Regions from separate parts of the Mus musculus genome. Here regions 2, 3 and 4 are each linked to region 1. A link is a loop called in an ENCODE intact Hi-C map of the cell type or tissue named here. Cell type or tissue: left cerebral cortex. All regions are shown on one strand.

What was found. Peaks named below come from ENCODE experiments on the same cell type or tissue, not always from the same donor. Only the 100,000 strongest peaks of a DNase experiment are listed, where the experiment ranks them.
Region 2: a loop joins it to region 1, with 4 times the contacts of the local background. A loop is called at or near these places in 2 of 42 quality-filtered maps.
Region 3: a loop joins it to region 1, with 3 times the contacts of the local background. A loop is called at or near these places in 2 of 42 quality-filtered maps.
Region 4: a loop joins it to region 1, with 2.0 times the contacts of the local background. A loop is called at or near these places in 6 of 42 quality-filtered maps.

What each region holds. Positions count from the first base shown.
Region 1 is chr8:11,002,788-11,010,787 of GRCm38, reverse strand. It overlaps Irs2 (insulin receptor substrate 2), which reads left to right and starts at 1,859. Exons shown (of 2, transcript NM_001081212.2): 1 at 1,859-6,318. The coding sequence starts at 2,358. It overlaps 9530052E02Rik (RIKEN cDNA 9530052E02 gene), which reads right to left and starts at 2,938. Exons shown (of 5, transcript NR_046017.1): 1 at 2,777-2,938. In left cerebral cortex, CTCF peaks have their summits at 3,602 (motif pointing right) and 4,783; DNase peaks (open chromatin) are centred at 4,818, 5,119, 5,715, 6,475 and 8 more places; H3K4me3 peaks cover 7,417 bases; H3K27ac peaks cover 6,353 bases.
Region 2 is chr8:10,465,765-10,473,764 of GRCm38, reverse strand. The region is part of intron 21 of Myo16 (myosin XVI); the gene reads right to left. Among named protein-coding and RNA genes, the nearest start is that of Gm51561, 40 kb to the right of the region's middle. In left cerebral cortex, a CTCF peak has its summit at 3,906; DNase peaks (open chromatin) are centred at 655, 1,163, 3,472 and 3,904; H3K27ac peaks cover 1,575 bases.
Region 3 is chr8:10,542,759-10,550,758 of GRCm38, reverse strand. All of the region lies in intron 28 of Myo16 (myosin XVI), which reads right to left. Among named protein-coding and RNA genes, the nearest start is that of Gm51561, 120 kb to the right of the region's middle. In left cerebral cortex, a CTCF peak has its summit at 4,708; DNase peaks (open chromatin) are centred at 4,056, 4,661, 5,493, 6,082 and 4 more places; H3K27ac peaks cover 4,816 bases.
Region 4 is chr8:10,862,336-10,870,335 of GRCm38, reverse strand. Gm32540 (a long non-coding RNA gene) reads left to right here and starts at 4,059. Exons shown (of 3, transcript XR_870139.3): 1 at 4,059-4,569; 2 at 7,038-7,348. In left cerebral cortex, no CTCF peak of the experiment used is centred here; DNase peaks (open chromatin) are centred at 251 and 4,628; H3K27ac peaks cover 665 bases.

The sequences.
Region 1 (8,000 bases):
ATTTATGTGTCTCATAAAGTGGGATGTAAATTATCACAATCAATAAAAATCGAGCCACATTTTCTTCGAGCTCCAAGATAAAAATCCTGTCGTGTTGTTACGTTTCTTCTGGTTAGCGATAATGCTTGGTGATAGAGGCGGCATAAAAGCCAACGACCACAAGACCGTGTGCTTGGCACACTCACAACCACAGCTTGCACATAGAGGGATATGTGTGCGAGGGTGTGTAGCCACACACCCTTGCACACGTAGAGACGCTAACAGTGGCATCTACTGGTCCTTTATTTTTAAAGAGTATAATTTAAAATGGAAGACCCAATTCAACACACCCTTTTGAGGTTAATTTTATGATGATATTTACTAATGGATGGTTTTCCCCAGGCTTTTGCTATTCATCAATAATCATAATCATAGCCGCATACAAGCTAAAAACAGAGCAGGTCCAATATCGGCTTGGGTTATCTTGGCACAAATTCATCATTAGGGTGTTTAAGGCACAGTTTACACAAAGGGTAAAGCATCTATGGTCTTCAGAATCACACTGTGCAATTATTTTTCTTAAACATGTCATTGTAATTGCTACAATGATTTGTAAATTATGCAGGGCATTCCACCGCGAACTTCCAGGACTCAGAACAAAATAACCAAGGTTAAATTGTAAGATAAACTCTGGTCCTGAATTGTTTCATTTAGATACTTTCTCCCTAGATGGGCAAGGGTTTGTTTTGTTTACGCATCCAGAGCAGGGTTCCAAGCCCGCCTTCCGTGAGCGCGGACCATTGCCCTTCCTAGCGGCCCTCACGCTGTCAGTTAGGAGAGAAGACATGCAGGTGCTTATTTGCCCTCGACTTTGAAAGTCACAAAGGCCACGTAGATAGAGAAATTCAAAGCAGCAGTTCAAGGGCATCTTTGGCTTGGCGCTGTGCCCGCGGCCGCGCTCCTAGGTTCGGCGACGCCCGCCCATAGCCCGGGTGCTGGGTGAACACGGTTTGGGGCGCGGGCCGGGAGCGGTGAGGGCGCGGGGCGTGGGGAGGACGCCCGCCAGCACTCGCTCCCAGCTCCCCGCTCCCGCCCAGGCCCGCCCTTTCCCGGCACTATGGAAACCGCATTTTCCTACGCCAGCACGCCCTCCTCCTCTCTCCTATTACATCCAGAACAGGCGACTTCCACTTCCCGGGAACCTGACAAGTGAATGGCTCTGATGACGCCCCGGAAAGAGCCCACGGCCGGGGGCGGACGCCTGCGGAGGGTGGGGCGGGTTCCGGGGCGCCCCTCGATCGGCTCGCCGCCGGGAAAAGGCACCGAGCTGCCATCGACCCGGAGCTCGCGGGCAACGATGCTCGTAAACAAGCCGGGCCGCGCGCCTGCCACCCACAGCGGGCACCGCCCTGCGCCGCGCGCCCACCCCGGCTGCTGGGGTCCGACCGCCGCCCCGCACCAGATCCGACCTCCCGCCCCCGTTCCCCCTCCGCGGCGGAAGCCTGGGGCCAGTTAGTGGGACGCGAGGCGGGAGCACAAACCCCGCACCCGCCTTCTCCACGGCGGGCTTCCCGCCTTGGGTGGCATCGCCCCCGCCCGCATCCACAACGAGCCCCTGATTAATGAGCCCGGCCCGGCCCCCGCCGAGCCCCGGCCCGGCCTCGGAGAGGGGGAGGGAGGGGACGGCGGGAAACGCAGCCCGGTGTCGGTCCGCCTCCCCCCCCCCCCCGTGCCTCACGCTCATTGGTCCGTCTCGCTGTCCGTCGGGGAACGCGGCGCCAATGCAGGGCTGCGGGGCGGGGCGTCCGCGCGAGTGTGCCTGCGTAACGCAGAGTCACGTGTTGTTTTGCTCTTAGTTCAGTCACTCGGTGCGCGATGTGTTACTCACTGTGCGGCGGGGACCGCGACAAGCCCGGGTCGTCGTTGGTGGCAGCAGCAGCAGCGGCAGCAACGGCAGCAGCGGCCCCAGTGGCAGTGTGGGCCCCGAGTGTCCGGACGCAGACCGTCGTCGCGCAGTGCAGAACGGTGGCAGCAGACGGGCCGCGCGCGTTCTAAGCTCGGCCCCGCGACTCGGGGACCCCGACTCTCGACCCAGCCAGCCAGTCCCCGGGCGCCGCCCGAGAGCCCGGGAAGCAGCGGCAGCGGACAGTCGAAGCGGGGGGGTGGCCATCGCCCGCACCGAGCATCCTTCGGAGCGGCGGAGGGCCCTGCGCCACCGAGCCGCGCGCGCCTCCTAGCCCACCGCCTGGGCCCGGGGGACGCGCGCGCGTGGCCGGGCGGCCGGGCGACGGGTGGCGGGGAGCCGCCCCCGCCCGCGCCCCTCGGCCCTCGCCATCCCCTGTTCGCCCAGCCGGGCAGAGAGACCTGAAGCGGCGGCGATGGCTAGCGCGCCCCTGCCTGGGCCCCCCGCGTCGGCGGGCGGGGACGGCCCGAACCTCAATAACAACAACAACAACAACAACCACAGCGTGCGCAAGTGCGGCTACCTGCGCAAGCAGAAGCACGGCCACAAGCGCTTTTTCGTGTTGCGCGGCCCCGGCACGGGCGGCGACGAGGCATCCGCGGCTGGGGGGTCGCCGCCGCAGCCTCCGCGGCTGGAGTACTACGAGAGCGAGAAGAAGTGGAGGAGCAAGGCGGGCGCGCCGAAGCGAGTGATCGCGCTCGACTGCTGTCTGAACATCAACAAGCGCGCGGACGCCAAGCACAAGTACCTGATCGCCCTCTACACCAAGGACGAGTACTTCGCTGTAGCGGCGGAGAACGAGCAGGAGCAGGAGGGCTGGTACCGCGCACTCACCGACTTGGTCAGCGAAGGCCGCTCTGGCGAGGGGGGCTCGGGCACCACCGGAGGCTCTTGCAGCGCCTCTCTCCCGGGCGTCCTGGGCGGCTCAGCGGGCGCCGCTGGCTGCGATGACAACTACGGGCTCGTGACACCCGCCACGGCCGTCTACCGCGAGGTGTGGCAGGTGAACCTGAAACCTAAGGGACTGGGCCAGAGCAAGAACCTGACTGGTGTATACCGCCTATGCCTGTCTGCGCGCACCATCGGCTTCGTGAAGCTCAATTGCGAACAGCCGTCGGTGACGCTGCAGCTTATGAACATTCGCCGCTGCGGCCACTCGGACAGCTTCTTCTTCATCGAGGTGGGCCGTTCGGCCGTCACCGGTCCCGGGGAGCTGTGGATGCAAGCCGACGACTCGGTGGTGGCGCAGAACATCCATGAGACCATCCTAGAAGCTATGAAGGCACTCAAAGAGCTCTTCGAGTTCCGGCCTCGCAGCAAGAGTCAGTCGTCCGGGTCGTCAGCCACGCATCCCATCAGCGTGCCGGGCGCGCGCCGCCACCACCACCTAGTCAACCTACCCCCTAGCCAGACCGGCCTGGTGCGCCGCTCGCGCACTGACAGCCTGGCGGCCACCCCCCCAGCAGCCAAGTGCACTTCGTGCCGGGTTCGTACGGCCAGCGAGGGCGACGGCGGCGCGGCAGGCGGGGCCGGGACGGCAGGAGGCAGGCCGATGTCGGTGGCAGGGAGCCCCCTGAGTCCCGGGCCGGTGCGCGCGCCCCTTAGCCGCTCGCACACCCTGAGCGCCGGCTGCGGAGGCCGCCCGAGCAAAGTGACTCTGGCGCCGGCAGGGGGAGCCCTGCAACACAGCCGCTCCATGTCCATGCCCGTGGCGCACTCACCTCCTGCAGCCACCAGCCCAGGCAGCCTGTCCTCCAGCAGTGGGCACGGCTCGGGCTCCTACCCGCTGCCACCTGGCTCCCACCCGCACCTGCCTCATCCACTGCATCACCCCCAAGGCCAGCGTCCGTCCAGCGGTAGTGCCTCCGCCTCGGGCTCCCCCAGCGACCCGGGTTTCATGTCCCTTGACGAGTATGGCTCCAGCCCTGGCGACCTGAGAGCCTTCAGTAGCCACAGGAGCAACACACCCGAGTCAATAGCGGAGACCCCGCCAGCCAGAGATGGCAGTGGGGGCGAACTCTATGGGTACATGAGCATGGATAGACCCCTGAGCCACTGTGGCCGCCCTTACCGTAGGGTCTCAGGGGATGGGGCCCAGGACCTGGATAGAGGACTGAGGAAGAGGACTTATTCCCTAACCACGCCTGCCAGGCAGCGGCAGGTACCTCAGCCTTCCTCTGCCTCTCTAGATGAATACACTCTCATGAGGGCCACCTTCTCTGGTAGTTCAGGTCGCCTCTGCCCATCCTTCCCTGCGTCCTCTCCCAAAGTGGCCTACAACCCTTACCCAGAGGACTATGGAGACATTGAGATTGGTTCTCACAAGAGTTCCAGCAGTAACCTGGGGGCAGATGATGGCTACATGCCCATGACCCCTGGGGCAGCCCTTAGGAGTGGTGGTCCCAATAGCTGCAAGAGCGATGACTACATGCCCATGAGCCCCACAAGCGTGTCTGCTCCCAAGCAGATCCTGCAGCCACGCTTGGCAGCGGCCTTGCCCCCTTCCGGAGCAGCCGTGCCAGCACCCCCTTCAGGGGTGGGCAGGACCTTCCCAGTAAACGGAGGTGGCTACAAAGCCAGCTCCCCAGCGGAGAGCTCCCCAGAAGACAGTGGGTACATGCGAATGTGGTGTGGCTCCAAGCTGTCTATGGAGAACCCAGACCCTAAGCTACTCCCCAACGGGGACTACCTCAACATGTCCCCCAGCGAGGCAGGCACTGCAGGGACCCCACCTGACTTCTCAGCAGCTTTGCGTGGAGGCAGTGAAGGCCTCAAAGGCATCCCGGGCCACTGCTACAGCTCTTTGCCCCGCTCTTATAAGGCTCCCTGTTCCTGCAGCGGAGACAATGACCAGTATGTGCTCATGAGCTCCCCTGTGGGCCGGATCTTGGAAGAGGAGAGACTGGAGCCCCAGGCCACCCCAGGGGCTGGCACCTTTGGGGCAGCTGGTGGTAGTCATACCCAGCCTCATCACTCAGCAGTGCCTTCCTCCATGAGGCCGAGTGCCATCGGTGGCCGCCCTGAGGGCTTCCTGGGCCAGCGATGTCGGGCAGTGCGGCCTACACGCCTATCGCTAGAGGGACTGCAGACCCTTCCCAGCATGCAAGAGTACCCTCTACCCACAGAGCCCAAGAGCCCTGGCGAGTACATCAACATTGACTTTGGTGAGGCAGGTACCCGTCTGTCTCCGCCTGCCCCCCCACTACTGGCATCCGCGGCCTCATCTTCTTCACTGCTCTCAGCTAGTAGTCCTGCTTCATCCCTGGGTTCAGGAACCCCAGGCACCAGCAGCGACAGCCGGCAGCGCTCTCCACTCTCTGACTATATGAACCTGGACTTCAGTTCTCCCAAGTCCCCCAAGCCTAGCACCCGCAGTGGGGACACAGTAGGCTCCATGGATGGCCTTCTCTCTCCAGAGGCTTCATCCCCATACCCACCACTGCCCCCACGTCCTTCCACTTCCCCTTCCTCCTTACAGCAGCCTCTGCCACCTGCCCCGGGAGACCTATACCGCCTGCCTCCAGCATCAGCTGCCACTTCCCAGGGTCCCACTGCTGGCTCCTCAATGTCCTCCGAGCCTGGGGATAATGGTGACTATACCGAGATGGCCTTTGGTGTGGCTGCAACCCCGCCACAACCTATCGTGGCACCTCCAAAGCCAGAAGGTGCCCGAGTGGCCAGTCCCACATCGGGCTTGAAGCGGCTAAGTCTCATGGATCAGGTATCTGGGGTGGAGGCTTTCCTTCAAGTCAGCCAGCCCCCTGACCCCCACCGGGGTGCTAAGGTCATCCGTGCAGACCCACAGGGGGGACGTCGTCGCCACAGTTCAGAGACCTTTTCCTCTACCACCACCGTCACCCCAGTGTCCCCATCCTTTGCCCACAATTCCAAGCGCCACAATTCGGCCTCTGTGGAAAATGTCTCACTCAGGAAAAGCAGTGAAGGCAGCAGTACCCTGGGAGGAGGTGATGAGCCGCCCACATCCCCAGGACAGGCACAGCCCTTGGTGGCTGTGCCCCCAGTGCCACAGGCTAGGCCGTGGAACCCCGGTCAGCCCGGAGCTTTGATTGGCTGTCCTGGAGGCAGCAGTTCTCCCATGCGCAGAGAGACCTCCGTGGGTTTCCAGAACGGCCTCAACTATATCGCCATCGATGTGAGAGGCGAGCAGGGGTCCTTGGCGCAGTCTCAGCCGCAGCCAGGAGACAAGAACTCCTGGAGCCGGACCCGTAGCCTTGGGGGGCTCCTCGGCACCGTCGGAGGCTCTGGCGCCAGCGGAGTGTGTGGGGGTCCAGGCACTGGAGCTTTGCCCTCTGCCAGCACCTATGCAAGCATCGACTTCCTGTCCCATCACTTGAAGGAAGCCACAGTCGTGAAAGGTGAGGCCCTTTGACCTTGAGGATGGGGGAGGGAGAGTGGAGTATTGGGTGGCTTTGGATGCCACTCTTACTAGTGCTTCCTTGGCTTAATTGCCAACCGGCTGCCTGGGCCTTCTCCCTCTTGGCTACCATGTTGTTATTGTCTTTCTCCAAAGAGCTTGTCAGGAAAGTGGACTTGGCTTTTGAGTAGAATTGATGTCTTCCCCCATGGTTGGGAGACTTTGCCTTTGTTTTAGGTCCAGTCCCCTCTTCTCTGCGTTCTTATGGTCCTGCCCTAACCTTCTGTCTCAGTGTAGGTGCTACAGAGCGGAAAGTTGTTTAGATCTGTACAGTTGAAGTTGCTCAAGGCACCAGCTACTGGTTCTCTGTGTGAGTGGCTGGGTCCCAGGTCGTTGCTGCTCAGACACAAGGCTTATTTAAACATACCTAAGAGCCCCTCAGCAAAGTAAGCATGAGTCTCCATGGCTGCTCGCATGTAGACTGTGACAAGCCTGTCCATCAGGGGTACCGTGCGTAGTTCTCCCAAGGGAAATGGTAGCAGTGTGGCTTGGCTTACATACCCTGATGGTAGCGGTTCTCACCTGTGCATAACTGGGAGTTTCCTGGAGGGTGTCCTGTCTGCAGATACTAGGAAAGTAAACCTCCAGAGCTTTCCGGCACTACAGGACCAGAACCTGGCAAAGTGGCATTGTTAATAAGTCCCTGGGTAACGCTGGGGCTGTTGATTTGGGCACACCAGGTAGCAGATCCCTGGGGAGGTTTGAGAACTCCAGAGCCATTGGAAAGGTCCTTGCAGGGTGGGTGAAGGTTGGCATAGGGACAGGATGGGCTCTGCTTCCCGGAGCACCGCATACACTAACAGCCGTGTTTCAGGATCAGAGATTGAAAGAGACTGTGAAAGATGAATGTACGGTCTTTTTCAGGAACAGTGGGTCTAGAGGGTGCCCGGCAGTGCCCCCCCCCCACCCCCGCTCTCCCCTTATCAAATATCCATGAGCACAGGCAGCTGGTAAAACTTCCTGTATCTCAGACATGGCTGGGTATGCAGGGGGGACAAGGGAGCTGGAGTGCTCAATTCTGTTCCTGTCTGTGTTTCTACATGGGGTTGCTAGCAGGACAGACAGACTGTGTGCCATAGTGGAGCCAGTGTTGTGGTCTGGGTCTCAAAGGGACCTGTATACTTTTGGTTCTTAAGTAAGCAGGCCAGTTGAATGCTATCTACATTGAGGCTGTGTGTATATTTGAGGCCATCAACTCATTGGATCCAGGTTTACAGCTTGGGACAAATCCTGGCAAATTGTGGGGTAATAGATGAAAAGCTAATTCTTATTATTATAATTACGACTGGAGCAGAGGAAGAGGAGTATCTAGGAATTACCAGCAGCAATACAGCACTTCAACAGCTAATTAAATCAACGGGAAGTTGGCAGAATGCGTCCCTTCTGTGGTGAATCTCTCAGCCGAAGGTCGCTTTGTCAAGGTCTTACTAAACAGTACAGATTTCTAGTGCTAGGAAGTTGAGGATAGCTACGCCACAGGCCATATAAACACAGTAGTGTGTGACTGAATGGGGGAATTCTTTCTGTCTGCCTCACCCACACACTTAGCAACTTCCATGTCCCTGGTAGAGGAGTAAACATGTCCAGTTGAGGCTGGGTGGGTGGTCTCCTACTATGGGAACG
Region 2 (8,000 bases), 540 kb after region 1:
ATTGAGCCTAACCCCAGTGTCTGCAGGAACTGGCCCTTACACCTGCCTTGCCCACATCATTCTTCCTGACTCCCTTCAGCTCCATCAGCCCCATCTCTGCTTTGCCTCCAGCCTACCTCCTGCAGGACCAAGCTGGTCAGTCTCCAGAGCCCCTTTTCTCCCCCATGTGCTCTCTGAGCAATCCTATAACTAAACTAATATTTTCTAGTGGTTCCATTTCAGGAGAAGGGACATTTCTCTTTTGTGCACTTAAGGTAAACACTTCATGCTAAAGTCTAATAATTTTATAGCAGCTACTATTTCCTAGTAACAAAATAACCTCAGTTTTCAGGGAATTCGACATTTTAAGTTGAGGAAACACAACAAGATATATTTTTGAAACAAAGTAGAATAACTTAAAATTTCAAATTCCCTTCTCTACTGGCTATTTTCATAAACATCTCTATCTTTTCATAATTAAAATGGAAGTGGCAAACATAAATGTTCTTTCCTCAGCAGGGATACATCATATGCAGACTTAACAGTTTCACAGAAAGAGCTTCTCTTCCAGAACCCCTGCTGGAGATTTGTACTCCAGGAAAGAAGCAAGCTCCCTAGTGAGGCTCTGATGGACAGGCAGAGCTTTGGTGAGGTAAGGCGAGGGGACAGGCCAGCTGGTCCCCACAGGTGAAGGTTTTACTGTGAGGCTCACATGTTCTGGCTGGTTTTCTGTGTCAACTTGACACAGCTGGATTTAGCACAGAGAAAGGAGCTTCAGCTGAGGAAATGCCTCCATGAGATCCAGCTGTGGGGCATTTTCTCAATTAGTGATCAAGAGGAGAGGGCCCATTGTGGGTAGTGCCATCCGTGGGCTGGTAGTCCTGGGTTCTATAAGAAAGCAAGCTGAGCAAACCAGGGGGAAGCAAGCCAGTAAGTAACATCCCTCCATGGCCTCTGCCTCAGCTCCTGCTTCCTGACCTGCTTGAGCTCCAGTCCTGACTTCCTTTGCTGATGTACAGCAGCAATGTGGGAAGTATAAGCTGAATAAACCCTTTCCTCCACACCTTGATTCTTGGTCATGATGTTTTGTGCAGGAATAGAAACCCTGACTGAGACACATGCTGAATGCATCCTCCCTTTGCCAGCTGGAAGGTTTCTCCCCATCCAGTTCTCTTTGCTGCAGTCACAGGGCAGAGTGACAGGTCCCATTTAGATCACCAATCTCTGCTTCAGTTGCATCTTCAGCCGTCTGCACAGTCATCTGGTCTGACCGTTCTTATGCAAGAGAATCGATCACACCAAATGTGTGCTTATCTAAGAAGCTTGGTGCTTTAAATCTCAGAAACTCCCAGCTTTCCACATATCCTATGAAATACAGTTTTTGAGGAGTAGAGGAGAGATGTTCTAGAGAGCTGTCTGTCAAATGCAAAAAAGGGAGGGGCCTGAGAAATGAAGACACTGGCTAAGGCACCTGCTGCCAAGTCTGGTGACCTGAGTTCAATTCCCAGAACAACATGGTAGAAGAGAACTGACTCTTGCGCATTTGCCTAGCAACGTACTGTGGTAATGTACATATCCATAAATGTCTACACAATACGCACGCACGCGCGCGCGCGCGCGCACACACACACACACACACACACACAGAGAGAGAGAGAGAGAGAGAGAGAGAGAGAGAGAGAGAGAATATAAAGAAGATTCTGAGAACTCCAATGGTCCTGATGGAGTAGTGGTGGGAACACCATGTTGGAAGCAGAGATTCCAAATTTAAAGAGATTTTCTCTTGTCCTTTAGGCTTCACCAAGATTACAAGGAAACTATAGTGCTGAGTGGTTCCTGTTTAACTTTCTGTCTCTTTTTGTAAAGATTGTAGTAGATAATCTTCAATTCTACAGAAATTCTCTTACACTGTGAAATCAGAGACCTAAGGACGAAATGATCAGAAAGGATAGTAGTCCTGGAGTGCTGGTTTCCTATCTAGAACTAGGAATTTTTGTTCTCATTGTACAACTGTCAATATATCATGTTTATGTTTTATTTTTAATGTACTTATATTGATTAATATATTTTTGTGAACATTTATATCTATTCCAGTGAATTATATTGATTAATACTATATTTGATATATTTCCATATATAATTCTCCATCTGTCATAGTAACATTAAAATTTGTCTGTGTGACTCTTCCTGATGCTGATCAGTAGGAAAGGAGTTCAGATCACAGACTGGCACCTAGAAGCAAATTCTGCTACTGTGCTCCCTAGAAAGAAGCAGATACTGGCTTCCAGAGGAGGTGTGGGTATCCAGAGGGGATCAGCTGCTACCTGGGTTACAATGGTACTAGACCTAGGAAGACTTAGGGTTGTTGGGAAAGAAGAATACAGAGAGATCTTTCTTGGGGAAGCTAGAGACTTTCCCCGTTTTGTTTTATGAACAAAGCCTATGCATTTTGTTTATATTAATTTTGTTCTAAACATGATCTTCCCTATTGCCTCCAACACTCAGGAGTGCCAGCGTTTCTGGTTGGGTTTTCAGATTTACCAACATCTATGTCAGCCATTTATTTGTTACTGTGCTGAGTTACAAACGCTACATGTGTATTCACCTTGCCTTTGGACTGTACCTGATGTAGCTTGGTGGCTCAGGGGACAGTCAGATACAGAAACCTAAGGCGTGTGTGTGTGTGTGTGTGTGTGTGTGTGTGTGTGTGTGTGCGTGCGCACGTGTGCACGCTTGCGTGCGAGCGTGTGCATGCACAGGTGTACAACCCCTCAGAGGAAAACTTAATAAGTACATTAATCATGCTTCTAGAAGTTTCTAGAAGTATAAATCTGCATTCATAATCTAGAGGATCAACATCAGCTTCAAAGAAAGACAATAGTCATTTCTCCTTTACATGTCTCCCCACTGGGGTTGTGTGAGGGGCCTATTAGACTTCCGGGAACTTCCCAAAGCAGACTCGGAAAGTGGGTGAAGGGTGAGGATAAGTTAACACTGATCAGCCACCTAATTAGTATGGGTACTGCTCTTAAGACACATGCTTCATACATGAAAGAAACTAGCAGGTTTAATAATAAAAGTGGTGCATTCCTTGAAGTCTCTCTTCAGCAGCAGAACCTTGTGGCTTATCCAGATGGCCCATCATTCGTATTAATGACAAACTTAATTTCTTGAGTAAATTTCCACCAACTGTTCTCCCTTGATTTTTACTGCTCAGTGAAATCTATCTGGAGGAAAACTAAACAGTGCATGACCCGTATATCACAAAATGAAGGGGAGAACAGATTAAAGCTGACTCCAGTAGAAGGCGGAGCCCTGAGTGCCCGGCAGTAAGGACAGCACCGAGTCTCAATCCTTTCTGCTCACTGGAATTAAATCCCCTGCTCTGTGAAGGTGGCTGATGTCTGGGTCTGACCCCAAACCCACTAAATTGGAGTGGAGCCCGGGCTTTGATGTGTTTAAAAGCTTTCCAGGTGGCTGCAGAACACACCAAGCCAGATGAGAGAAAGGGAGCACAGCCTATTTGCCAATTTGTTCGGCATTTAATCTAGATATATGTACAAAGTGTGATGTGCTTTAGTGGGCACATGTGTGGGTGGGAGTGTGTGTGTGTGAGATAGAAGAGATAGGTAGGTAGATAGATAGATAGATAGATGTAGATGTAGATAAATGATAGGTGATTGATAGATAGATAGATAGATGATAGATAGATAGATGTAGATGTAGATGTAGCTATAGATAGATGATAGATATAGATATAGATAAATGATAGATAGATAGATAGTAGATAGATAATGTAATGAAATTTCAGATAGTGGACAGTTCACAAATATACCCAGAATATTTAACTGTCTGAGATGTTGATAGCTTTTTTCTAAGAAAACATTGAGGAGGCTGACGCCTGCTGGAGAAATGCTGAAGTAAGCTAGGCTCACAAGCTTCTCTGCAGGAGTTCCCAAGGCCTTTAAGAAGTCGGGTAGGATCCAGAGACTGCCCCACCTGGGGATCCATCCCATAGACAACCACCAAGCCCAGACACTATTGCAGATGCCAACAAGGCTTTGCTGACAGGAGCCTGATATAGCTGTCTCCTGAGAGGCTCTACCAGTGCCTGGCAAATACAGAAGTGGATGCTCACAGCCATCCATTGGACAGAGCACAGGGTCCCCAATGAAGAAGCTAGAGAAAGTATCCAAAGAGCTGAAGGGGTTTGCAGCCCTCTAGGATTAACAACAATATGAACTAACCAGTACCCCCAGAGCTCCCTGGGACTAAATCACCAATCAAAGAAAACACATGGTGGGACTCAAGGCTCTAGCTGCATATGTAGCAGAGGATGGCCTAGTCGGTCATCAATGAGAGGAGAGGCCCTTGGTCCTGTGAAGGCTCTATGCCCCAGTATAGGGGAATGCCAGGGCCAGGAAGCAGGAGTGGTGGGATGGGGAGCAGAAGGAGGGGGAAGGGTATAGGGGATTTTCAGAGGGGAAACTAGGAAAGGGGATAACATTTGAAATGTAAATAAAGAAAATATCTAATAAAAAAAAAGAAAAAAAGGATAATATGTCTTGATATACTTTCAAATAGTTGAATGACTTTTAATAACAAGTTTCATTCAAAGAAATAGTGTCATTTTACATAAGCCAAGGATCAAAAATCAAATTTAGGAAGAAATTAAAGTCTTTGTAATTCAAATCGTTTAAAATTCCAAATGCTTGTATTTCTTTTCTTTACCCTCCCCCCACCCCAGAATGACTAAAACATTCACTAAAGATTCATCTCTTTGACAGATAGCACTTTGGTTTTATAAATATGAATTAAAAAAACAAAAAGAAGTCGGGTAGGTGATGGGTCTCCAGCTTGCCTCTTCTGAACACTTCCTGTTGTCCACATTGCTGGACTTGCTTCTGCAGGGGGTCAACTGTGATCAATACATTGCATATAAAGTGGGAGCTGGCAAGGGCAGCAGGGTCCCTTACAGTTGTCCTTTTAATACTTCTGGATCTTGTCTCTTGCTCAAAGCTTCCTCCCCCACCTTCCTGGCTTTTAAACGTGTCCACTTCCTGCCTCCCACCCCCATCAATCACCCTGACAGAGTGCCTCACCACTGCCAGAAGCCTGGTCCTGTTGACACAGGCATTGCCTTCATGGCTGCGATGACACTGGACTTCTCTGAGAGAGCCTTTGGCAGCACAGAAACTTCCTTTAGTTGGTTCAGTTTTCATTGTGAAGATGATGCCAGTGGGTCCTGCTACCTGAAGTCTCTGTGTTAGCAACTTGACTCTCAATGACGTGTTGAGAATATGGAGTCTCAAAGACATGTCTGGGTTATGTGAGGTTGGTCTCTGCCTTCATCAGATGATGTTCCTAGTTCCTAGTGAAGGGCCTGGTAGGCTCTGCCTCATCCCTTACCCTCCTGCTCATCTGTCCTGTGAGGACCAAGCCTCCCACCACAGGGGATCGAGTGTCCAGAAGATACTTTAGGAATGGACACAACTTTGCCATATATAAAACCTTTGGGTACCTTGACAGGTGGCATCCCAGAAGAACCATGAGATAATAAATCTCTCCTATTCTACATTGTCTGGGAACAAGAATTCTGTTACCACAGCACAGAGCCTTCAGGTAAGTCAAAGTGTTGGGTCTGAGCCTTGATCTTCAGGAAGCAACCAGACAGTCACAAAGCATCCCAACCGGTTGGATTCCATACCTCCCACATACTAGCCGGCTCAGGGTGGAAAAGCATCAGGTCAGAGGAAAATGACTTTTAGATATTTTGAAGGACACCTCTTAAATCACACCTCAGCTTGGGTAGAAACCAGGCTCTAGAATAAAAACAGAGCCTTTGCCCAAAATGCCATTAATTCAAAGGTTCTGGCATTGTTTCTTGTTGTTTACCATTCCCCAAAGAAAACAATGAATGCATAATTTCGTTTTATTTTGGCAATAAACTTTTGGCTGAATCAACATACCCTCTTCACATAAAGTTACAAGTACAGGCTTAGAATAGATTGACGTATAATTTCCACCAAATGAGTTCCAGGCTGACAGAGCATGGGACTCAAGACCCACTGGGTCTGTCTCTGAGCTCTAGGTTTGCCCCACGAAGGCTTTGGGGTTATCCCTTAGCAATGTGAAGACAGTCAGAGTGAGAGACCACACAGGAAAATAAGCTCACCCAAAGGAGAAGCATCAGGAAACTATCCATCGTCCATCATGTGCCAAGACCACCCACAACACTCCCCTAGTTTACCATTAGGACTTCAGGGTTTTTTTTCCCAGACAGCCACGGTGTTAATCCTGAGAACACTCACTCTTCTCTGGGGTTATTATATAGTATTCATTAATATTCGACCCTGTCATATTGATTATTAAGGAATAAATATGCAGTAACGGAGGCCTATTCATCATCTCCATTTCTTTCCTCCGTGCCATAACAAGGGAAACCTAAGGAGAGAAAGCTGTCCTTTGCCTCCTGGCGGGAGGGCGCACTCCAGCCTTGCAGGGACAGAGTGCTGGCTGCTGTCAGCTCAAGGAGGGAGTGGAAAGCTGGACTGATCTGGCTTTCTCCTTTCTCTGTTTTACTCAGCCCAGGTCTTCAGCCTTGAGACAGTGCTGCTCCACACATGGCAGGCCTTCGCACCTCAGTTGAGCCTTTCTGGTTACACTCCCAGAGGTGCGTCCCCTGCATGATTCCACATTAATCAGTCTGAAGTGGGACCTTGACATTAGTGTTGAATATGTCTCTCGTGTGCACGTAGACTTGCATCAATTCTTCCTTTTCATTCTGAAGCATTTTCTTTTAATGGCCCCAGTTCTAGGGTGGAAAGGTATTCCTGCCGTTTCCGTTTTAACTAATTGACTGCTTTTAAATGGATTTGGTGTAAAATTTTGCTGTAAATAACAACATGTAAAATTCACTAATGGGGTATTGTTTTTGTACTCACCAACAGCTACTATCCTATCTTTGAAGAAGTAATAAAAATGCCAGTCATTAGGGAGAAGCAATTGGAGTTTAGAAAATGGATACTAATTGTAAAGGCTTGGGTCAGTCCTCCGATGGACTCAGGGTTAGATTGCTTTTATGAGCAACAGGACAGCAGGCTTCATCCCACTGAGAGTGACATAAACTACCGGAGCTTTGCTTCAGTGCCAAATAATGAAAATGAATGTACAGAACCTGTTTTGAGAAATAGAACTTAAACTCACAGTGTAGATGCTCACAGTTTGCACACATCAGCTTACCTAAAGAGGCCCCTAATACTCTTCTTACACATAGAATCTGATATAGTAAGAGGCATATTAGAAATGCCATGTGGTCTTTTAACTGTTTGTTTTGTCTATAAAACCACCCGGAGCAGAAAACACTTTAAGACAGAGGCAGTCCTACTCTCTAAGTTTTGGAATCTGCATGGGAAATGAGTTAAGCTCGCTCTGAGGTCGCTCATCACTCATCCAGCACATGGGTCTGTCTTGATGTTCAACAGCTTTCAGGAATCTGCTAAGGCCAAGACCACATGGACCATGGTCCCTTAAAGCTAAAGTAGCAGCTTTCATCACCAAACCTTCTGCAGCATCCCCCTACACAGGAACCATTAGAATCAGCTTCTCCCTCACAGGGAGGAGTGGTTTCTACTTGCCTTCCTTTATGGACATGGTAGCTTGTGATGATGCCACTTACAGAGGGTCAGCCTTGTAAAGGTGGAGCACTGGTCAGGCTACTGTGCCCCAAAGCTTGCTCCTTTGGATAGCTACGAAGGGAACTGGCCAACTGACTGTATGTAATGCAAGTAACCCTCTCAGAGCAGCCTCCTTAGAGGCCCGCCTAAGGGAGCTGGTGAAGGCAAGCTGAGGGAGGTCTAGCTGAAAAGTGGCATCTCCTTAGGTTCATGGCTGAGAATCAAATCAGAGAATCTATCCCAGGTCTTCCAAGGGCCGTCCATCCCTTAGGTGTGCTCGAACTCCTGACCCTGGGAATCAGGGGCATCGCCTGTATTTGTGCCTTAACTTCTTGCCCATTCTCT
Region 3 (8,000 bases), 460 kb after region 1:
TTCCTAAAGCCACTCAAACACCAGAGTAGGTTTATCTGGAACATTTTTTCTGGGCTTTGAGGAAACAAGTTAGGTGATCCTTGTCCTCGGGGAGCTGATTGCTTACTAAGGGATGCTAGCACTGAGAAGACTCTGCTAACACATGTTCTGTCTGATGACTGAATTGCACACAAGGAATGCAGGGATCTAGAGGTGTGACCAAGATATGTTCAGGGAGGATTCAGGATTCGCACCTTGTTTTCCAAGGGCTGCTTGAAGGGTGAAAGATGACATGAAAGGCCCTTGGAGATACAATCTGTGTGGCAGAGGAAAGGTAACCTCTGGCTGTGTTAACACACCATGGAGGACATATTAGGAAAAAGCTGGACAAGTGCACACATGTGTGCCATTTGGCTATGCTGGAAGATTAGAAACTCAAGTCTAAATTCGTGAAATAATTTTGGAATTCTGGATTGAGTTTTATGAAGTTAATTTTTAAAAAGTCTGGACAATAGGCTTTTCTGCTGAGCGTTTGGAGTACGCAATGGGTGAGCAAGCAAGTGGAGCCATGGACCATTTGGGCTTGGAAAGACTCTGCATTTGCTGCTGATCTCTTGATCAACTCTCTGTCATCCTTCATAACTAATGTCAGCACTCAATTTCCCAGTCGGATTAAAAATCAGCTTCTCTACTTCCACTGGGGCTTCAGTGCCCTTCATTTCTATCCTCAGGGACCTGGAGATCGATTCTTCACTTGTTTATTAGTGGATGCCACAGTTACATCTCTTGATGGACAGAGGCTCACATTCTGGAAGAACAGAGTGTTAAGGATGGCAATGAATACCGTTTAGATAGGAAGAGAAGAGAAGAGAAGAGAAGAGAAGAGAAGAGAGAAGAGAGAAGAGAGAAGAGAGAAGAGAGAAGAGAGAAGAGAGAAGAGAGAAGAGAGAAGAGAGAAGAGAGAAGAGAAGAGAGAAGAGAAGAGAAGAGAAGAGAAGAGAAGAGAAAGGAAGGGAGGGGAGGGGAGGGGAGGGGAGACTGTAGAGTTTTGTATGAGGCAGGTCATGAAGGCAATAAAGAACACCATCTAGGCTGCCAACAAGCCCTCAGTGAAGATGATGAGTCAGCATAAATGATGGGGCCCATCATAGAGATTTGGTGATTCTGAAGATCTGTCATGCAGATGAGGATTGCGCAGTCTGGGAAGATCTGCATGTGAAATTAGCATGGATGTAGGAAAACGAGAAGTCTTGCTGGGTGGTATGATAGCAAAAAGGGACAGCGGGTAGCCTTATGCTCATCTGTGAGGGTGGAAGGAAGAATTCTGAGTAGGCAGGCACTTGCATGCCTCCAGAGTCCTCAATCAGTGTTCAGTACAGCTGTGCCCCCTATATTGATGGCATGGGGCCATGGCCTCTGAATATGAAAGGTACTCCCAGGGTTCTGAGCCACTGGAAAAAGGATGGAAGTCTGAACTCGCATATAAGTAGACCATGACAATGAGGTTCAGATCATTGTGAAATGGCTGAGATCTTACTTTAATTGCATTCCGGCTTTGAAAAAAAGAATCCTTCATTCAAATACTGGGATATAGGCGACTGCTTTCCAGTGGACAGTGGACTTTACAAGATCTGTCAAGTACAGGGAAAACTCTACAGATAACCAAAGATGGTGGTCCTGCCATCATTTCGTGTTGTGTAATCAGGAATATTTGGAGATGTTCTTTGGAGGTTTCAGCATTTGTATGATTTTGATGGCTGTTTTGAGTTCTCATTAAAAAAACAAACAGACAAACAAAAAATAATGCATAAAATTGTTGTCCACAAGGGATTCCATACAAAGCTATGGATACCACACAGTGTTTGGGGGATGTAGGCATACTGTGTGATATTTAAATCAGGGTGGGCATTCTTATTTTTCCAAACGTTGATCACTTGTTTGTAGTGAGTTTCCTCTGCACAGTCACCGTGTAACAGAACGCCAGCCCTCGTCTTCCCTACTTGTTCTGTCTTCGAAAGAGGCTGCATTTACATCAAGTGATTCTTCTCTACCAAAGGAGTTAAATTAGCAGGTTGTTGGCATTTTGGAATTCTTCCCGAGACATTGTTTAGATTTAGTCTCTTGCCTTCTGTGATGCTAGGAATTAAAAAGGACAGAAGCCTAAGGACCCCCAGCAGGAATTCAGAGAGCCAGGTCTCTGTATGGCCAGCACCAGTTTATACCAGTGACTGGGTAAACACTCCTGGCCCAGATTGGCACTTTTGTCCCAAGAATGGCCGCTGTGGTATGCTGTACTGAATCTCAAGTCAAGACTGAACAGATTTCAGTCCAAACTCTAAGCTCTCCGCTGCGAGTGGCCTGGTCCCACCTCCCCTGCACGGCTATTTCTCACTAGCTAGTCACAAAGAGGGTTTGGAGTCACAGTGTTTTTATCTGAGACAAAAATGCTCACGTCGCTCTGACCGCTGTAAGAGCAAGACGTCTGTGAGTCACACCATCAGGAGGCTCCTCAGGAAGACATTAGGATATTTTTGCTTTGAAGTGACAGATTTTAGAGGATTAAACAAGATTGTCATTGATGACTTCCAAAGCTCCCATTATTGTTCCAGTTCTCAGGAACTTTTTCAGAAATGTGGGCTGTGGAGGCAGACAAACACAGGAACAGTGGTGTGGGTGGTATGGGGGCTGTATTAGAATGGAGGTAACGAGGGATCTTGTGAAACTCTCCTTGTTCTTTGAGGGCAATTTTAGGAGCACTGTGTGTTTCTGGCAGTTCTTTGTAATAAATCTAATGAGGGAAAATATATAACTAGAAAAAATGTAAAATAAATAACTGGGACAATTCATGTGAGTCACGCTTTTCTCTGCCATGATGAAGTAAAGAAAGATGAGCATGGAGCTAGTCTTACAGTATAGGAAGCAGTATCATCCTTTGAATGTTCATGCATTCCTGTGAACTTGAAAAAGACAAATCGTACCAGGACAGGGAAGTGGGAGTGGGTGGGTTGGTGAGCAGGGGAACAGGAGATAGGATAGGGCGGTTTTTGGAGGGGAAACCACATAAGGGGATAACATTTGAAATGTAAATAAAGAAAATATCTAATAAAAAAAGGAAATGAAAAAGACAAATCCATTGTCTGAATCCCAACGTGAACCAATTTAACTCACTTCCTGCACTTGACAACACAGTGAATAACCGCTTCTTCTGTGGGTAAGTTAAAGAAGAATGTTAGGTTCCTGTGTCTCTGCTTGACCAAGAGAAAGGGTGTGTGAGTTAAAGGATGCAGGAAGGGTTCTGGCTACACACAGGTGGAATGGGAAAGTTGTTTATAAATGACACTATGAAGGGAAATGTGTCTCCAGAGGGGATAATAGGAGCCACTGTATACAGACCACAAGAGGGACTGTCCATACATCATGCAGGCTCAGCCAGCAGACCTCATCTAGTTGAACTTCTGTATTTCACATGGTCTAGGAGAGGAGGAGACGGATGATGGACAGAACTGGTGGCAGAGAGGTGATTAATCTGGGCTTTCTGGGCTCCAGGGTAAACCACTAAACCACGGTCCAAAGTTTCAGTCTGCTTATTCATCCAGGTGGGTGTGGATCTACAGGTTGGGATGGAGCCTGTGACTTCATGTCTCTATCAGCTGGAGGTTGCCATGATGTGGGTCTGCTAACCGAATGCTATGTGCTCTGTTGTCAGCTTCTAGGTCACTCTTGAAGCTCTCCTTCTGCCACAGGCTCCTTGACCCCGTCCTCTGTCTGCCACCCCCATGTCAGTGTTGGCCATGGTCTTTGTCCTAGATTCTGTATCCTCATCGTTCTCACACGTCTGTACTCCTGATGACTCCTTTACTCTAAGCTTTTCACAGGTGACTCTTACATCTACAGGTTGTTGGAATGGCAGAGTCCAGGCCTAGGGGACTTGTTGCCAAAGGTTCACAGTGTATTTCACGTTTCTAGACAGGAGTCTCCTACATTTTCCTCTTCTGGCATTGAGTTCATCTCCTATACGCCCACCTCAGTGAGTGAAAGGACCACGTTACGGATGTCCCTGAAGAACCTCCATCCCAAGATATATACACACACGTCATTTCTCCCACACAGTTTCCATCCATGCACGCAGGCTGCTCCTTTCTAGGTCTAGCAGACACACCATCAACAACTTATTCCCGAAGACAGAAGCACAAGGTGTAACCAAGCTCATCTACAGCTTTCCTCTAGGTCCTGTTTAATGGCTGATAGTTAGAAAAGTTCGATGACTTAAATAATTCATTGAAAACTATTAACTATTTCATAGGTGTTTAAACTATGTGTTTTATTCTATTTATAGAACATGTATAATGTGGTTCAAGAACAAAGACAACACATCTCACATTCCCAGGGCCGTTCTTTCTAGCAGGGGATGACTGTGACCCAAGTCCTCCACCTAAGTCTGTCCCAATTCCCAGCCTGTTCTTGGAGTCAACTTGAATACTACCTTTTTTTAATACTCTTGAATGCTCTTGAATACTACTTTGAACTTACTCATCTCTTGGAAACTTTGGTGGCTCCAGGTAGGCAGCAATCCAACATGTAAACCCTTGGATTTGCCTTCAGAGCCCTCGGCAGCATGGTTCTTTCTTTCTAAGAGAGAGCCCTTTTTCCTCCTGAGAGAGAGAGGCTATTACTGTCATTTCAGCTTCCTACTCACTCTCTGAAGCAGAAAGCTGATGCGAGGAATCTTTATATACCAGCAGGGGCGGATGCTTAGACACATGGTCCTTAGTGAGTGATTCACTGCTTTTGTGAGCATTGTGTTCAGTAACATCTCTTTATTTCAATGTCTATAATAATTGAAGTATGCTATTTGTATAGATTATATTTTAATGAGAAATACCTTATTGGAGATGAGTTTCTTTGCTTCAAACAAAACATTTAATTTTCATTATTGACAATCCTACCCAACCTTTAAAGCTTCTAATTTTCCTTGATCTAAAACTATCCACTATTTTAATAACTGCTTTATGTTTGTGATATGATCAAAATACAGTTGCATTAAAAGTGGTCATCTGCTTTTACTGAGATGTTAAGATTCCAGAAAGTGTCCTGGTATCGTCTGAAGGCCCCATCAATGTCAACTTGATCCTGGCTTAAACATATTGCTCCTCTGTGCTGATGCAAACAGTAGGCTCTCTCTTCTCCATCTCCCTCTGTCTGCAGAGGCCCCCAGTTGGGTTTGTTATTTTTCCTGCAGATCTGAGAATGTCATTGTGCTCCTGTAAAATACTGTTCTATTTTTACTATGCAAAGCAGTTTCTGTGCCCACCAGGTCAACTCTTCCCATCAGAAACGTTCTCCAAAGCCAAGACCTTTTCGTGTGCCATAAAGAGTCCACACTGTGTGCTGGTACCTGTCTCTCTCTAAACCTTACAACTCATTGGGCACTGCGAACATCCCAATGTTCCCATTTCAGTTTTTTCTGGCTTTCTTTCCCCTGTAGCACAAGGGTACTTTGCTTGTAAAATCTTCCCAGCTGTCCTACATAGTCATCCACCATTTCTCACCTATATACCCCCCCACACACACTCATGCATGCACAAATCCACTGTTTTGTGGTCATTTCTAGGACCACCTGATAAGTAGAATGTGGTCAATAGCTTGCAGATGCTTAGACAAGCAACTGTTCTCAACTCTCTTCTCTCCAGGCTGAATTCTCATGGTTTTCTTCCTTAATGCTTTGCTTGGCTCTATTGAAGGACAGCCACTATTTTCATAATACATATGAATATATATTAATTATACTATGAAAAGCTCAACATATTACATTTTGTAGCTTTGGAAACCTACTAAACAGAAATGTTTTTATGTACAGTCTGGTTTTGAATGTCTGAATGTACTTTGAAACATGCTCAAGGATAAATTTATACAAAACGCAAGCTCTCTTTGTTATAAATAGATTGCTCTTGAAGTTTCACTCCAACGTAGAAAAGATAATCACAACTACACACTTCTGACAGGGTAGTATATAGTGTGGTATCTGAAGAAGATAGTTTGGCTTGAATTACATGTGATTATGTGTTAGACCAAATTAGTTGCTCTCACCTAGGACAGAATAGTCTGCAGAACAGGCAGTGATGAACTGAACTACTGTTTTGAGCCCACTAGTGGATTAGTCACCTTGTGAGCCTATTTATTATTATTTCATTATGTAAATTGTATCAATATAGCAAGAATGCTCATGAAGGTATCCCATTCCTAAAGGCATAGACCAACAGGAGCCAGGCAAGACCATGCACCCCAAACAGCAGAGGACAGTGCACTAGATCCAGTGTTTTTTGGGGAGCATGTTTGACTTTCCAAACACAGGCTTAAATGGCATGGGTAATGTTCACCTCCCCGGAGGAAGGTGTGAGCCATGGTCAAAAGAAGCTAGTATGGCGCCCCAGTGGGGACAATACTAAAGCCACCATAGTCACTTGGCTGGTGCCCCAGTGGGGGCAGCACTAAAACCACTGCCATCACTGGGCTATGTGTACACCCATGTGAACCTGTTCTCAGTATCTGCCATGGTTCTGCCACACTGGGTTCTGATGCTTGGCTCATTTTCTAAAAATACAAATATCATTGGCACTTCTTCCTGGCCTCTGACCTTATATTGTTCACCACAATTTTAGAGATTCAAAACTATTTACATTTTTTTTCGAGACAGGGTTTCTCTGTATAGCCCTGGCTGTCCTAGAACTCACTTTGTAGACCAGGCTGGCCTCAAACTCAGAAATCCGTCTGCCTCTGCCTCCCAAGTGCTGGGATTAAAGGTGTGTGCCACCACACCCAGCTTTACATTGTTTTCTTATTTCCCTTCAACATATCAGGTTGCATGTTAATTGTGACTTTTTTTTTTTTTTGAGTTATCATAGTCTCTGCTGTCTTTTGGGGTGTCACTTGTGATTTCTTTTTTAAACCCAGTTTACACTTGTTAAGGTCCACGCATGTTCCTGAACTCCACTGATATGCTGATATTCAGGACTCCATCTTATGCCTGTAACTTTATAAGTGTGCATATTACAGGTGTAGAATGCGGCCTCTTGCTCCCTGTACTCCCATACCTGCCCCTTCTTCCCAACCTCTGCTGTTCCTCCACTGGCCTATGGCACAAGCACTGCTCTGCTTGCTGGTGTCTCAGATCTATTCTTGTTGCCACATAAACACATCGAAAGCATAAGTCAAATCACATCACTAGCTTCCTCTCTTAGTCAGGGTTTCTATTCCTGCATAAAACATCCTGACCAAGAAGCAAGTTGGAGAGAAAAGGATTTATTCAGCTTACACTTCCACATTGCTGTTCATCACCAAAGGAAGTCAGGGCTGGAACTCACACAGGGCAGGCACTTGGAGGCAAGAGCTGATGCAGAGGCCATGGAGGGATATTACTTAATGGTTGCTTCCCTTGGCTTGTTCAACCTGCTTTCTTATAGAACCAAGGACTAACAGCCCAGGGGTGGCACTGCCCACAATGGGCCCTTCCATCTTTTATCACTAATTGAGAAAATGCCTTACAGCTGGATCTCATGGAGGCATTTCCTTAAGGGAGGCTCCTTTCTCTGTGATAACTCCAGCTTGTGTTACATTGACACACAAATCCAGCCAGTACACTTCCCTACAGCTTCTCATGAGAAAACCCAAGTTTTTTTTTAATATTTTATTTTTATTTTCTTGTACTTTATGATGTATGGAAAGTGCTTTGAAACACTTGTAGAAAAACAACAACTCGAGGTAATTAACTAACCCAAAGGTAAAGCCCGTGAGTCCCTGCTGAATCCACCTCACCTACCCTCTCAGCTGGTAGGTGGGGCTTCACCCATCATGTACAACCATGGCCACCTTCACTTGCACATGGTTCTGCATGGCCACCTTCACTCCACACTGTCCATTCACTTCCTCCCCTGGGCCCTCCTGGAACGCCCCATCTCACTGCTGGCAGCTTGTCACCCCTCTGAACCCTGCAGCCTGGGAACTACACAGAAACTGTTTCATGG
Region 4 (8,000 bases), 140 kb after region 1:
CTTCCCAACCTCAGCCCTTGGCTTGGACCATGAGCTGGAGTTCCCCAGTCACTTTGAGATGGGCTTGGCCTTCAGCTAAGGTGAAGATACAGGAAAACAAAGCAGCACCAAGTTGTTCTTCCACGCGTTGGAGTTTTGTGTTTTCAAACATCTGAAGAAGATCATCCAGAGAATGAATCAGAATGATAAGAGATTTTTGTGTGTGTGTGTGCAATGCTCTCACAGATGGTCCTATTTAAACACATTCCGGGTGAGGATAAATACGGAAGCCTTCAGCATTACATGAGATGAGACTGGTTCGGTTACAAGACCAGATGAGCAATTCTTTTGCGAGAGAGCTGCTTTAGAGCATGCGTGAGCTGGAGGGAGGTGAGCACCACCGCCCCGTGCTTTAGTTGCTGTGTTTTGAAAGAACACCTCAACCAGCGACAAAATAAACATCTCATTGTCTTTGAGAGAGCACAAATTCAAAGGACGACCTATTTCGCACATAGTCTATGCTTGATAAACGAAGATAAATAAAATAACTGTGTGACTAAATACATGTGGCTCATGGAAAAGTGGAACGAGCAGAGACCAACCACAGCTGTTATTTACTTATTTTTACTTATTCTCTGCTTGTCATACATCCCAACTGCTGTCTCCTCCCCCTCTGCTCCCCGAGACCCTCCCCCCACCCCCAGATTTACACCTTCTCTGTTTTCCTTCAGCAAAACATTTTATTTTTATTATTTTTATTTTATTGAATATTTTATTTATTTACATTTCAAATGTTATCCCACTTCCCAGTTTCCCCTCCAGAAACCTTCTATCCCATATCCCCTCCCCCTGCTTCTATGAGGGTGCTCCCCCCCCCCACCCATCCACCCATCCCAGGACCAATGGCTTCCCCTCCCATTGATGCCCAACAAGGCCATCCTCTGCTATATATATGGGGCTAGAGCCATGTGTTCAGCGAAACATTTTATACAACCAAAAATATTTTGAGCTATGTTTGTTTAGGGCACATGTCACAAAGATCTCTTTCCTGTGCTCATGACCAATATGAATAAGAATTTTAAACAATAAAAAACGAGAGGAGTATTTTCTGAAAAGTAAGAGTAAAGGAATGTCGAGGCAGTGGAGAGACTTTTCACCCATTTTTATTGGTTTTCTCCCACAAACCCGATGCAGCTAGAGCGCTACAGAGACAGATAATGTTATTTGCATGCCTTTGAGTATTTCCTGGTATAGCCTTCTATGAATATGTGTTGTTTGCCAAGGGCACGGGGAACTTACTGGAATGTTTTCTTACTTTTTCTCTTTCTTCTTCTTCTTCTTCTTCTTCTTCTTCTTCTTCTTCTTCTTCTTCTTCTTCTTCTTCTTCTTCTTCTTCTTCTTCTTCTTTTCTTTTTCTTCTTCTTCTTCTTCTTCTTCTCCTTCTCCTCCTCTCCTCCTCCTCCTCCTCCTCCTCCTCCTCCTCCTCCTCCTCCTCCTTCTTCTTCTTCTTTTAACTTTTTATTGATTCTCTGTGAGCTTCACATCATGTACCCCAATCCCACTCATCTCCTTACACCTCCATATCTTCCCTTTGCTCTCGAAACAAAAGAAAACAACAGCAATAACAAACAAATCTCTCCACGGAAGCTTGGACGTGTCACACTGTGTCCACAGCTCACCCTTTTGCCACACATCTTCACTTGCAAATGTTCATTGTAATGAGTCATTGGTCTGGTTTGAGGCCCCTGGCTTCTGCTACACTATCAATACTGGATTCATTCAAGGGCTCCTCTCAGACATCCTGTTGTCACCCTGTGTCATGAAGATCCTGCAGCTTGGGTTCTGAGGGACCACCCCTTCATGCAGTCTAGCAGTTCATAGATAGGGTGCAAATTGGATGAGCTAACTTTAAAGCCCTGGACCTGAACCTAGGTGGTATCTGAGCTGGGCAGCCTGACAGCTCTCCTATATCCATGCCACCTGGGCCAGCTTTCTGGCACAACCCTGGAAAGGGGTGTGGCCAGATCTCCTGAATCCGGACCACCAGGGCCACCTGTTGCCCAGGCAAAGTACAGGGTCAGCTCTCCCAGCTGGAGGCAAAGGGCAGGGCCAGTTCTTCAAAGCCTGTAGACATCAGTAGGGTTTCAGGCAGCAGCCCAGACCAGGGACATATGAATGGCCTCTGGTGTTAACATGTGCCACAGAATCGACACAGACCTCTGCTGCTGCAGGACCACAGACCCAGATGTGGTCCTTGGTGGCAGCACGGCCTCAGGCTATTCACATCAGGTTGTTCTTCACTGCCATTGAGTCCCTAGCTCCATCTCTCTTCACTGTGCACACACTGCTTTGCTTCTCTTCCTTTTCCATCTCTCTGCCACTTACTTATCTTAGTGGCGCCCAGGACCTCTGACTGGTGCTTGGCAAGGGTCGTCTCTGGCATCTGGAACATTGTCTGTTATGATACTTTTCATGGATTTAAATCCCCTTGATATTTTGGGTCATTTATCAATTCTGGAAACCTCCTGCAAAAATCAGCAAGTTTTCTTTCTGTGTTATACTGATTTGGTTCACAGGTCTGTACATGTGCTGTTTACCACTTGCAGGACTGGGAACGTTCGGGTTGTGTTTCCTCGGAAGTGACCAGCGTGTTTTTTCATCAGGGTTGAACCCCATACAAGTCAAGCCAAAGCTTGAGGATCTGAGCAGACAGGATCATCAGTTGGACCTGCTGGGGTGTGAAGGTTCCAGAAACTGTTTTGGGCATGGATTTGCACACTCTTGAGATGAGTTTGACTGTGACTACAGGGATGTCCTTAAATCTGAGTAGGAAAATGTCACAAAGCTGGTTACTGTCACACTGGTTTACAAGTAGAAAATGCAGTCTCAACTGAGTCTAGGTACTCTAGCTTTGATTGACAAAGCAGCATCTTCCTCCATCTCTTTGCTCCTCGCTGCAACTCGTAATAAATGAGGAAAACTTCATCACCCACCTTTTGACACTGAGCCTGTGAATCCTGCTCCATGCTTCTTCATGACAGAGCAGCCTAAACCAACCCTTGCTCTGAAGCTTTACTGCCTCCCATTCTCCTGTGTGTTCTGGCCACTTCAAAGTCTTAACTACCCATTCATTTACCCGAATGGTGACATGGCTTAATCCATGACAGGGCTTCTGAACCCTAAACAATTATAACCCCACTCTGAACTCTTCACATTTATCATCTGTCTCGGACATGTGGTCAGCCCATTTACAACTTTGTTTTGAAGTTAATGTGGGTGTGGTATGTGTGTGTGCGTGTTTGTGTGTGTGTGTGTGTGTGCGTGCTGGGGGCTGGGTTATGATCCTGGGAGATCAGGGAGTACTTTGATTGATAGTTGGAAGGCATTCCACATACGGTAACCTTGCAATAAATGTCTGTTTATTGAATGAGGGAGGGAGGAGAGACTAGAACGGAGTCAATTGCTCCTCTAAGGGGACTTCAGTGGTGAATGACTAAGCCAGGTGTGGTGACTTTCTGGTTCTCTTCCTTGGAACTACATGTGTTTTGGAAGCTGAGGCCTTGAGGTCCCTGAATAACTAGACATAAGGACAAACTCTCCCTAGCTGCACTGGAAGGAAGGACTTTGATGGCCACACACAGAGTTCAGAGGATGTAGCTGTGCCACTGGCTCTGGCTTTCTGCTAGGCACACTGTTTCTGTCGCTCTTTGGTCCCCAAAAGATATATCCACTCCTTAAAAAAAATGTAAAACTTCACTCTGTAATCTACCGATCTATCCCAAGATGGTTTCCTTTAACCCCAGGGACAATTGATATTTTAGTTTTGGTGCCCTGTCCCTCCACTATGCAGTAAGAGGTGATGGTGACAGAGGGATTCCAGTAGGCGCCCAGTACCTGCTCTCAATGGACTGTTTTCAAAGGTTTCAGTGCAGGCCCCTCAGGTACCAAGGGTCAGAGTCAGTCCAAACAAATGCCTGACAATAATAGGTACAAAGAACTCGCGTCCTTGGTGAATGGTTAACCATCAGCTATCATAAACAAAAGTGTCCCATACATTGGATAAACAGCCTCGTAGAACACAGAGGGCACGGGAGGAAACCACATCCTTCAGGCCTGTAAACCGCAGACAGCTGGGCAGCATGAGGTGGGGGGTGGGAGGGGTGTTACATCTGATGGGTTTGCATTGACCACGTGGATGGAGTTGGGCATTCTGCCTGACATGTTGGACCTTGTGACATGCGTGCACCACAATCAAAATGTGTACCCACCCACATGTTCCAACCCCTGGCCCTGTGCGTCTCTGCTCCTGTCTCCACGCCATAGACTTCCTGCAGGTCTATCCCCAGAAGCCACAGTGTTGAGATTCCTCGTCTACACTCCCTCTGATTTCTCTTTAAGAAAGAGAGCAGGTATCTGTAACACTTGCTGGGGCAGGAAGACCATGGAGCCTTGAGGAGAAGAAAACCAAGGCAACCAAAGCAAAAAAAGTTGGCTCTGTTTTCAGAGAAGCCTGAGAATAAAAGTGTGACTGTAAAGCAAACAAACAAACCAAAGCTGGAAGCCGCAGTCCCACACTCGGCTGGAATGGAGGTATGTGCGTGTGATCACTGAGCGGCTAAGTTGGAAGATTACTCAAATATTTTCCAGCATTTTAGAGATTCTGCTGAGGATTTGCTTTGTGAGTGATGTGGGAAATTCTTTTCTTGCCTAGGTTTCCAGTCAACAAAGACAGAGGCAGAATTAGCGTGGCTCTTGTGTAACAGGGGAGCAGTAAGCCTTGCAGCCTGCCTGGCTCTCTGGTCGCAGTGAAGCTCTCAGAGCAGCCAGAGGCAGGGCAAACCTCGGGGACTGAGGCAGATTATCATGAAAATGAGAATGAATAGGGTGTGTCACTGTCACGACTGGTGTGCTCAGCTGCCATGGTCACACAGTGCCAGAGACAGACTCCTTAGCCACTAGAGAAAATGGAGTGAAATTGGGCCTAAGAGATGATTTAGCTGTTAACAGGACACATGGCTCTTACAAAGGACAGGACTTCCCTTCTCTGCACCCACTGTTACTACTCACAACCTCCTGGAACTCCAGCTCCAAGAGATCTGATGTACTTTTCTGGATTTCTTGGGTACCTGCATTTACACACACACACACACAATCACACATTCACACATACACACAAACTCTCTCACAGACATTCACACATGACACACACAGAAACACACACCCTCACAGAAACACAGAAAGACAAAGACATACAACTCACACATACCCACCAACAGACACACATGCACTCATATGTACAAACACACACACAAACATACTCACACATACTCACATACACACATACACAGACACTCACACAGAGACAAAGACATACAATCACACATACACACTAACAGACACACTCACACATATAAACACACACATACTCACACAGACTCACATACATACACATACTAAAACACATATTCACACACATGCTCATACACAAACACAAATAGTCACACATACACAAACACACACACACACTCATATACTCACACACACATACTCTCACATAAACACACACACTCACACACACTCATACCAATAGACCCATACACTAACCCATGCTCACACACACTCATACCAATACATTCATACACAAACACAATTACACACATACACTCACATATTCATTTATCAACTTGTGGACACACACACACAAACACACACACACACACACACACACATTAAAATGTAGAAAGAAGTCAAGCGTTTCTCCTATTCTTTCTCCAAGGCTCCTTCCTAACCCTGGTAACAGGGTCAAGTACCTGGGTCACTCAACAAGTGGACCCTGAATATTAAAGTTGTGCAGGACAGCAGCCATGTCACTGGAGACAGGGAAAGAAAGGGCTGCAGAGAGAGACTGCATGCACACAGGGCCAGTCAGAGACCCTGGAACACAGACAGTAGGGACTGTGCCTTGAGCAGATACAACATCTTATAAGAGTCAGTGGAAGAAGACAGTTGGAGACATGGGAAGAAATCAGTGCACTCGGTTTCCTCCATAGATAACGCTGGAGCTCCTGAAGAGCTCACAGCTGGCCAAAGTGCAGAGAGTAAGAGACCAGAGCGCTCAGCTCTCCATGGAACATCCATATCACTTCCTCCCTTCGGAGGCTCGGGGACCGTTATGGCAGGAAGGTCAGACTATCCAGAATATCGCCTTCTGCACATAACTTGGTCAGTGAACTCTGAACTCACGGTAGCTGCTGTTGTCTGCACACAGCCTGCATATGGCCAAGCCCATCAACATAGGTGGCAGACTGCTCCTGAGGCCTCATCTCTACCTGAGGAGTCTTGTCAGTTGATGTATGTTGGTGGGAGAAGTGTTTTCTTCAGGAGTGTGAACTTTAGCTGAGTTCCCATCCTCTGGTGGACAGTGCCACACATGTGCACACATGGGCAGCACTAATTGGAATTAGTCTTGGAAGACAAGAAGTTGTAAGAGGAGTATATTTCCCGAATGGGGAATCAGTATGGTTCAGTTACATTGAATACATATACAAAACTCTCAAATAGTAAATACAGCTATTGTATTAAAAATACAGAAAGAAGCAGCAGGAATATCTCTCTGGTTTCAAAAGCTATCACACTCCTCCCCCTCCTCCTCTCCCTGTCCCTCCTCTTCCCCCGTCCCTCCTCCTCCCCCTGTCCCTCCCAACCCTTCTCTTCCTCCTCCTCCTTCCTTCTCCTCCTCCCCACTCTTCCCCCTCCCCATCCCTCCCCTTCGTTCTCCTCCTCCTCCTCCCCCTGCATCTCCCCTTCCTTCTCTTCCTTACCCCTCCTCCCCATTCCTCCTTCTCCCTCTGTCCCTCCCATTCCCTCTCTTCCTTCTCCTCCTCTTCCTCCTCCTTCTCCACCTCCTCTGATTCCTCTTATTTCATCGAAGCAACTGAACCTGACACACTCTCTCTCTACGTGGTACAACTCAGACTATACCTATTCTGTGCATCACAATGCATTGCCTACATACCCTGCTGCACTGAGACTCAATCTCATGGCTTTTCCGTTTTCAGGATTCCTCCTGCACGCTAACTTCTCAGCAACTGACTTTGGATGGAAGTCCTGGCTGGGGAAGTGATTCCATCGTGGTGTTCCTTTCAACTCCAACTGACCACTTCCCATCCCTTTAGCTGTGAGGAAGAACCAAACGTTCCCTAGCTCAACATTTTCAGAAGGGCATGTTCCAGTCTCCTCCTAAAACAGACTCGAGAAACAGGCCAAGTAGCAGCCTTGGCTTAACCAGCATAGGCTCACACAAGGACAGGAAATTCATCTGGGCTGCTGACATTCTGAATAGCTGCCACCTTCGATGCCAGGAGAGGAGGTAAAAGTGAGTGCTTGTTATTACTGAAGGGGATCCAAGTGTTCAGCAGAGCTAGAAGAGCTTTCCCCTTCTTAGCAGGTCACTATGATAATATACATTGTGGTGACTTGTGAATGGCAAATCACTGTTTCCATACCCGATTACCTAGGACACGGCCTCCAGAGGTGCTAGAACTATCCAAAATCAACACCTACTATTGAGAGCGTCACACATTTTTGTTTGTATTTCATGCACCAATGGTTAAATCCGATTCTGCTTGAGTGAGATTTATAGGTCTCCCAGCTTCGGGAGCAGGAAAGGTGACGACATGGGCTGTGTGTGTGCGTGGGACAGGCGTGGCTAGGTGTGACCGCATCTGTCAGGAGAAGTATCTAACAGCCACTTGCAGCGCAAGTGTGGGATGGGTGTCCCTTGGGCCTGTCGCAGCCAGGATTTGCAAGCCTTGGGTTTTCATGGTGATTCTGCTTCTTACACCGTAGGCAGCAAATCCACACTTTCTCATTTATTGGGTTATGGAGCGCAGCATGGTGTATGTCGAGGGTGGAGTTCACATCGGGAAAGCAAATGGGCTGCACCAGAATCTTAGCAGCTGGTGATAAACTGGCAGTGGGGAGACAGATCACTGAGGCGGTCTTCCTGAGCGTCTGCTCTG